Linked DNA regions of Homo sapiens: region 2 is linked to region 1. Evidence: read pairs that join two places in POLR2A ChIA-PET (ENCODE). Cell type or tissue: OCI-LY7. All regions are shown on one strand. Each heading gives the region's core, and the rest is flanking DNA. Links, peaks and the distances in the headings are about the cores only.

Region 1 (4,383 bases), core at 132-4,131:
TGCTTAATCTGGCCACACAGAAAGAAATAAGACCCTTAAGTCATTCAACAAACTTTCACCGAGACCCTGGGGTCACAGTAGCCCAGACCCAAGACTGAAATCACAGTCTGGGCTCAATTTCACATCAACTTCTTGCTACCTTTGTGTGTTGGGCAAGTTGCTTCCTCTCTCTCCTTGTTTTCTCATGGCTACCTCATAGGGTTGTTGTGAGCATAAAATGAGACTGTGCAGGTTAAAATCTAATATTTCTGCTGGAAGGTGGGGATACATAACGGACAAGAAAGTCCCTGCCATTGAGAAGCTTACAGTGCAGGGGGAAAGGTGGGCACAATCACAGGCTCCCCAGGCTGCCACAGTGAGTGACAGATACAGTGGCAGTGAGTCCTGGATGCTCTGTGAGCACAGCAGGAGTGCGCAGTCGAGAAGGGAGTTTGTTGGAGAAGGTGGGGCTGGGCTAAGGCTTTGAAGGATAAGAATGAGTTAGCCACAAGAAGGAAGATGGAAGATGGGGAGGGCACTCTGGGCAGAGCAGATGCACAAGCAGAGGCTAGAAGGGCTGGTTAATGGATCAGCTACCACCCCTATGCTCTCTGCAGAAGGAAGAAGCTGTGCAGAATACAAGGTTTGACTAGTCAGAGAGTAGGACTCCAGCTGCAAGATTTTTCTGTAGCTTCCCTCTGGCCTCAATCTCCAGTCTAGTCCTGGGCAGCCAAAGTGGATGGTATGAGAGCACTGGGCACCTGGGGGAAGCAAAGGAGGAAACAGAGGAGCACTGACCCAGGAGGCAGGAGGCAGGCTCGTCTCTGCCCGTGGCTGACTCACGGTGTGGCTCTGTTCCAGGGATTCTTTTTTTTTTTTTTTAATTTTTTTGAGATGCAGTCTTCCTCTTTCACCCAGGCTGGAATGCAGTGGTGCGATCTCAGCTCACTGCAACCTCCGCCTCCTGGGTTCAAGTGATTCTCCTGTCTCAGCCTCCTGAGTAGCTGGGACTAGAGGCACGTGCCACCACACCCAACTAATTTTTTATTTTTAGTAGAGATGGGGTTTCACCATGTTGGTCAGGCTGGTCTCGAACTCCTGACCTCAGGTGATCCGCCTGCCTCTGCCCCCCAAATTGCTGGGATTACAGATGTGAGTCACCGTGCCCGGCCTGTTCCGAAGATTCTGCTCGGTTTGCTTCTCTGTTCTAGGATGGTTTCCCTTTGTGTAGAGTGAAAGGATTAGACTAAGGTTTCTGCCAGGCACAAAAGCCCTAGTTGTAATAAGTCAACTCACCCTATATATATACTATACACATTTTTTTTTGAGACAGAGTCTCACTCTGTCACCCAGGCTGGAGTGCAGTGGGGCTACCTTGGCTCACTGCAGCCTTGACTCCCCCAGGCTAAAGCAATTCTCCTGCCTCAGCCCCCTGAGTAGCTGAGACTACAGGCATGCACCACCACACCTGGCTAACTTTTAGAAATTTTTCATATTTTTTGTAGAGACAGGGTTTCGCCATGTTGCCTGGGCTGGTCTTGAATTCCTAAGCTCAAGTGATCCTCCTGCCTTGGCCTCCCAAAGTGCTGTGATTACTGCTGTGAGCCACCACGCCTGGCCAGCTTACCAGCTTACCCCATTTTATAGGTGAGATTGCTAGCTCCCACTTCCCCAGTAGTGCCTCTGTCTTCTGTGACCCTTAGACTTCCTCCAAAAGCCAGAAACCACCTGCATAGGGCCATCAGGCCCTTCACAGCTGTGGCAGACATGCAGGTGTGCACACAAGTGTGTGTGTGTGTGTGTGTGTGTGTGTGTGTGTGTGTGTTAGGGGGTGCTTTGGAAACCAGCATGGGTCTGTAGACCTTCTCTGCTCTTGAAGTAAATCTCTAGACATGGTTAACAGAGGGAGGGCTGTGCTTGGCAGCTTGAAAGAAAATAATTACTAATTCCCACCACTCAGTCTGGTGTGGTGGTGCACACCTGTAATCCCAGCACTTTGGAAGGCCCAGGTGGGAGGATTGCTTGAACCCAGAAGTTGAAAGCCAGCCTGGGCAACATCGTGAGACCCTGCCTCTACAAAAAAAAAAAAAAGAAAGAAAGAAATTAATTAAATAAAATAAAAAATAGCCGGGTATGGTGGTGTCACCTATAGTCCTAGCTACTTGGAAGGCTGAAACGGGAGGATCACCTGAGCCCAGGAGCCCAGGATCACCCCACTACACTCCAGCCTGGGCGACAGAGTGAGACCTTGTCTTCAACAATAACAACAATAACAACAATAACAAAACCAAAAACTTCCAACCCTCCATGTCCAGCCTCACCAGCAATTTCTGAGCATAGAAATTACTGTGTGTTGCCAGGTAATATTCTCTCTCTCTCTCTCTGTCTCCCCCGCCCCCCACTTCCTCCCTCCCTCCCTCCCCTTGCTTAGGAACAAGGGACTCTGAAAGGGTCACCTTATCCTTCCTACCACCTCCAGAAAGAACTGTGCTTCACCCATATTTTCCCCATCGCTGGCATTCTGGTGACAGCATTCAAGTCCCTGGATCCAGCAATGCCTGATGTCAATCTACTTTGGACTTTGCAGTTATGTGAGCCAATAAATCTGCCCCTTCGACCTCTTTTTCCCCAAAGCAACTTAATTAGATTTCTGTCACTTCCATTCTAAAGATTCTTAACTGACAGTCTCCAAAAGAAACTGCCTGCCTTTTTCTTAGAAATGTTTGAAAACAAGATATTTCAGCCCTCGATAACAGCCGGAGTCTCAGAGTCTTTGCAGACAAATGTCCTGAACATTGTCTGATTTAACTCTCTCCTTTTGTAATGTGAGTTAGTCCCCTTTGGTCAGACAAAAAGCAGAAAATGTGTTCAACAACCTTAAGGAGCTGGAGAGAAAAATCAGAAGCCTGGCTTTCTTCATGTCTCTCAACAGCAGGGGCATGGCTCAGCAGGTGTGAGGCTGCCGGAGAAAGGATAAGAGGTCCGTCCCAGAATCTCGCCCTATCACCCAGGCTGGAGTGCAGTGGTGCAATCTCGGCTCACTGCAACAAACCTCCACCTCCCGGGTTCAACAGAGTCTCATCCTCAGCCTCCTGAGTAGCTGGGATTACAGGCGTGTGCCACCACACCCAGCTAATTTTTGTATTTTTAGTAGAGACAGGGTTTTGCCATATTGGCGAGGCTGGTCTCAAACTCCCGGCCTCAAGTGATCCGCCTGCCTCAGCCTCCCAAAGTGCTGGGATTACAGGTGTGAGCCACTGCACCCAGCTGAAAGCATGGTCTTAAAATGAATGATGATGATGGGGAGTATTGGAGGAAAGGGGTGGGGGCATCTTCTTCCTCGTTAGTTTCTACAGGATCCATAATTTCCTCCTGTAGTTGTTTGCCAGGGCTGCAGTAACAAAGAACCACAGACAGGGGGCTTGAACAACAGATGTGTACTGTCTATCAGTTCTGAGGACTGGGAGTCCAAGATCAAGGTGTGGGTGGGGCTGGTTCTCCTGAGGCCTCTTTCTTTGGCTGCAGATGCCGTCTCTTCCTGTGTCCTCCCATGGTCTCCCTCTGTACATATCTGTGTCCTAACCTCCTCTTTTTTTTTTTTTTTCTGGATACAGAGTTTCACTCTTGTCACCCAGGCTGGAGTGCAATGGCGCAATCTCGGCTCACTGCAACCTTCACCTCCCGGGTTCAAGCGATTCTCCTGCCTCAGCCTCCTGAGTAGCTGAGATCACAGGCGTGCACCACTACGCCCGGCTAATTTTTGTATTTTTAGTAGGGATAGGGTTTCTCCATGTTGGTCAGGCTGGTCTCAAACTCCCGACCTCAGGTGATCCACCCACCTCGGCCTCCCAAAGTGCTGGGATTACAGGCACGAGCCACTGTGCCTGGCCTCCTCTTCTTATAAGAACACCAGTCATATTGGATTAGGGCCCACCCTAATGACCACATTTCAAAGTATAGGTTGGTGCAAAAGTCATTGTGGTTTTGGCCATGAAACGTAATGGCAAACTGCAATGATTTTTGAACGAACCTGATAATTACCCCTTTAAAGGCCCTGTCTTCAAATATAGTCACATTCTGAGATACTGAGGTTAACTTTTTTTGAGATAGGATCTCACTCTGTTGCCCAGGCCGGAGGACAGTGGTGCAATCATGGTCCACTGCAGCCTTGACCTCCCAGGCTCAAGCAATCCTTCCACCTCAGCCTCCTGAGCCGCTGGACTACAGGCACACACCACCACGTCCAGCCAATTTTTAGATTTTTTGTAGAGACAGGGTCTCCCTATGTTGCCCAGGCTGGTCTCGAACTCCTGGGCTCAATCGTTCTTCTTGCCTCTGCCTCACAAAGTGCTAGAATTACAGGCGTGAGACACCACACCCAGCCAGATTTCAACATACGAATTT
Region 2 (4,383 bases), core at 66-4,065, 96 kb before region 1:
CTTTGGGGACACGGACCAAGGATTCCCTTAATCCTGAGCAGGGGCTCCCTCCTGCCCACCCCCTAGGGTCAGGGGACAGCTGCTCCCCCTGGTCTCAAGATGGCAGGGCACAGAGGGGTGACCCCAGTCTCCCTCGAGGGGTGGGAAGCAGGGGGACCGACCCCTGTTCCTCAGCCTTCTCCAACACAGCCTGGGGAGTCTCACCCAAGCAGAAAGGAGAGGAGGGGGCCCCGAGGGAGCGGGTCCACAGGGAGGAGGAGAGGACAGCTTTCCATCTGTCAGACACAGTCCCAGCGAGCAGTGCGTCGAAGGTAGAGGCCCGGGGAGGCTGGAGGTGGGGTAGGGGGTAGGAGGTGTTGCTCCAGGGCAGGGAGGCTTGGCAGGGGGTGCCCTGTCCTGCCTGCTGCTTGGCCTGAGAACTGTGTTATGTACTCTTGCTTTCCCAGAACAAGGCACAAAACATCACAGCCCCAGAGTCTGAGGCAATCTGGTGAGGCCATGGCTGGGTGGGGACAGGGGTTGGAGTTGGGGGACACGTGCTCAGGACTCCGCTCCCATTTGCCTGTCCAAATGGAGATGAGGGCCTGATGGAGAGGAGGCAGGGTTTCAAGGAAGAGGAACTTACTACCTGTCCCTGCTGGGGGATGAAGGGAGCCTCCAGGGCCCCAGGGACAAGAACGAAGGGACTGATGCTCATGGGTTTGGGACACTGAGTGTCCTGAACTTCCAAGGCCACCCTGGGTTTTCGGCAAACAGGGCAATCTCTGGCTGGATGCGGTGGCTCATGCCTGTAATCTCAACACTTCGGGAGACTGAGGCAGGCAGATTGCTTGAGCTCAGGGGTTCAAGACCAGCCTGAGCAACATGGCAAAACCCCGTCTCTACAAAAAAAATTACAAAAATCAGCCGGGTGGGGTGGTGCATGTCTGTAGTCTCAGCTACGCAGGAGGCTGAGGTGGGAGGATCACTTGAGCCCAGGAGGTCGAGGCTGCAGTGAACCGTTATCATGCCACTGCACTCCAGCCTGGGTGACAGAGCAAGACTCTGTCTCAAAATTATATATATATAAAAGAAATAAAGAGGGCATTCTCCCACCCCCAGGGCCTTGCTTGTGTGGGGTTTCCAAGTCCAGCCATCAGTAAGAGGGAAGTTCTTCCAGTCTGCAGTGTGATACTCCTGTTGTGGCGTGGGTCATCACCCTACTGATTGCTGGAAAGGCATCTCAGAGGGTATCCAGCCACTGGGCTGTCCCTGGGGATAGGAGGGCAGTCCACACCCTGATCAGCCCTGGTCTGTCCCCAGCTGGCAGCTGTTGTCCAGATGTTTTCGATCCTGGAGGCACTTGGTGAAGAGGCAGCGGGAGCCAGCGGCGGCGGCAGTGGCACTGGGCCGCTGGCAGCTGTTGCGAAAGTGCCTTCAGGCCTTGTGGCTCCGGGAGGCTCAGCTGGAGGCAGCATGGGGGCAGTACACAAAGGTTCTGCTGGTCCGGAGCTTCCGAGAGGTCAGCGGTCTCCAGGTTGGGCCAGGGGGCCGTGTGAAGCAGTGGTGTGTCTGGGGAGGAGACTCAGTCTACGGAGAGGACACCCACTGGGCATAGGTGGCACCTCATGAATGATCAGCAGTAAAGGGTGTAGTTGTGAGTCCACACACCTGAATCAGCTCTGCCTGAGTTCAAATCCTGCCCCCTCTACCACTTTCTAGCTGCGTGACCTTGGGCAAGTTACCTAACCTCTCTGTGCCCCAGTCTCTTTATCTCTAAAATGGGATGATGATGATAATAGAACATACCTCTCTCAGGGTCGTTGTGAGATTAAATTAATAAGGGACTCAGAACTCTGCCTAGCATATAGCAAGCTAGTAGATAAGTGGTTGCTATTTTTTATTAGAGGTTTGCCAGCCAGGGCTGGGAGGGAGCATCTGTGTCCTTCCCTCCTTGGGAAAGGGGTGCTCTGAGAGGGTCCAGTCGCAGCTTTCATCTTTTAAGGAAAGCGTTGCCTCTTGGGATGCATCGCTCTATATTTGTTCATTCATTCATTCCTTCATTCCCAAAGAAGGAATGAATAGGCAGAGTAATGGTTAAGACCACAGGCTGTGGAATCTGATAGGCATGTGTTACTCCTGTCCCCGCCCCTGCCTGGTGTTCCCTTGGGAGGCAGATTCAAGGCCAACATCTCCTTTCCCCTTCTCTCTTGAGCCAGTGGAGAAACCTGGCTTTACAGCAGAAACAAGTACAGCCCCACATGCAGGCTGGGCCAGGGTCCCCGCCCTCCAGGAGAGCCCAGGGCAAAGGCCTCTCCTTGGGAAGAAGCACAGTGGTGGACCCCGCCCAGAGAAGCAGGCTGGAACACACCAGGTTGGTCAGTGTTGCCTGGGAAGCCGGTGGCCTTTCTTCCCCAACTTCCTGCCTTGCCCCCACTACTTCCTCATCCCCACAAAAGAATGGGAATGAAATAAGCAGATGTGGGCAAAGATTTATGCAAAAAAGATGTCCATCATGGCATCATTTATAATTGTAAAAACTTCAAAACAGCCAGGCACGGTGGCTCACACCTATAATCCCAACACTTTGGGAGGCCTCGGCCAGGAGTTAGACACCAACCTGGGCAACATAGCGAGACCCCGTCTCTAGCAAAAAAATGTAAACATTTAGCCAGGCATGGGGGCATGCTTGTAGTCCCAGCTACTCTAGAGACTGAGGCAGGAGGATCACTTGAGGCCAGGAAATCAAGGCTGCAGTGAGCTATGATCATGCCACTGCACTCCAGCCTGGGCAACAGGTCAAGACCCTGTCTCAAAAAAACAAGCTGAAAAGCAGCCTAAATGCTCAACAGTGAGTGAGGAAATGATGGTTTGACCATGTGATGAACAATTAGCAACCATCCAATATGATGTTTAGGAAGTTTTTTTTTTTTTTTGAGATGGAGTCTCGCTCTGTCGCCCAGGCTGGAGTGCAGTGGCACAATCTCAGCTCACTGCAAGCTCCGCCTCCCAGGTTCACGCCATTCTCCTGCCTCAGCCTCCCGAGTAGCTGGGACTACAGGCGCCCACCACCATGCCCGGCTAATTTTTTGTATTTTTAGTAGAGACGGGGTTTCACCGTATTAGCCAGGACCTCAAGTGATCCACCTGCCTCGGCCTCCCAAAGAGCTGGGATTACAGGCATGAGCCAGCCACCACGCCTGGCCAGGAAGATTTTTTACTGGTTATGTTTCCAATCATAGCAGTAATGCATGCTCAATTTGAAAAATATTCCAAATAGTTGGAAGTCTATTAATTAACTTGAAAGCTTCATCCTTTCATAGCCCCCTCCCTGGAAGTATTTTTATGAATATTTGCATAGCATTTTTTAAAAAAAAGGGAAAATGGTGTGGCAATGTTAAATTTTTCTTAAAGGAGCATAAAAATGTATCCAAAATATTTTTCCCAACCACATAGTTGCATAGAAACCACATGGTGCATAGAAAAAGGACCAGAAAGAAAAAAAAAAACCTGAAAATGTGCAATGTGAAAATCCCTAACACTGCTGAACTGTACACTTAAAAATGGTTACAATGGTAAACTTTCTGATGTGTATTTTACCACAATTAAGGAGTAAAAGATATTTCATTTAAAAATGCTAAAATGGAAACTATGCTTATCTCTGGGACAGTGGGATTAAAGTCGGTTATATTTTTCTTTTTTTTTTTTTCGAGTCAGAGTATCGCTCTGTTGCCCAGGCTGGAGTGTGTGGAACAATCTGGCTCACTGCAACCTCCGCCTCCTGGGTTCAAGCGATTCTCCCGCCTCAGGCTCCCAAGTAGCTGGGATTATAGGCACACACCACCACGCCTGGCTGATTTTTTTTTTTTTTTGTATTTTTGTATTTTTAGTAGAGATGGGGTTTCGCCATGTTGGTCAGGCTGGTCTCAAACTCCTGGCCTCAAGGTATCTGCCTGCCTCAACCTACCACAGTGCTGGGATTATAGACGTGAGCCACTGCGCCCGGCCTCTGGTTATTTTTTTCTTTATTTCCCCAATTTTCTACTACAGTTGGGTATTTTTTTTTTTTTAAACAGAGCCTTGCTCTGTCACCCAGGCTGGAGTACAGTAGTGTGATCTCTGCTCACTGCCACCTGTGCTTCCCAGGCTCAAGCAATTCTCATGCCTCAGCCTCCCGAGTAGCTGGGACTACAAGTGTGTGCCACCACACTGGCTAATTTGTGTGTGTGTGTGTGTGTGTGTGTGTGTATATATCACCTCTGGCAGCGTGTGTGTGTATGTGTGTGTGTGTGTGTGTATATATATATATATATATATTTTTTTTTTTTTTTTTTTTTTTTTTTGTAGTAGAGACGGAGTTTCACTATGTCGGCCAGGCTGGTCTCAAACTCCTGGCTTCAAGTG

The links. Peaks named below come from ENCODE experiments on the same cell type or tissue, not always from the same donor. Only the 100,000 strongest peaks of a DNase experiment are listed, where the experiment ranks them.
Region 2: POLR2A ChIA-PET joins it to region 1 with 9 read pairs; 2 of 35 experiments call an interaction of 5 or more read pairs at or near these places.

The regions. Positions count from the first base shown.
Region 1 is chr1:11,862,289-11,866,671 of GRCh38, forward strand. No RefSeq gene overlaps it. Among named protein-coding and RNA genes, the nearest start is that of NPPB, 5.5 kb to the left of the region's middle. In OCI-LY7, for the core only: a CTCF peak has its summit at 3,388; DNase peaks (open chromatin) are centred at 1,713 and 3,413.
Region 2 is chr1:11,766,775-11,771,157 of GRCh38, forward strand. It overlaps C1orf167 (chromosome 1 open reading frame 167), which reads left to right. Exons shown (of 21, transcript NM_001010881.2): 3 at 1-311; 4 at 447-490; 5 at 1,303-1,501; 6 at 2,199-2,353. Among named protein-coding and RNA genes, the nearest start is that of C1orf167, 6.8 kb to the left of the region's middle. In OCI-LY7, for the core only: no CTCF peak of the experiment used is centred there; no DNase peak of the experiment used is centred there.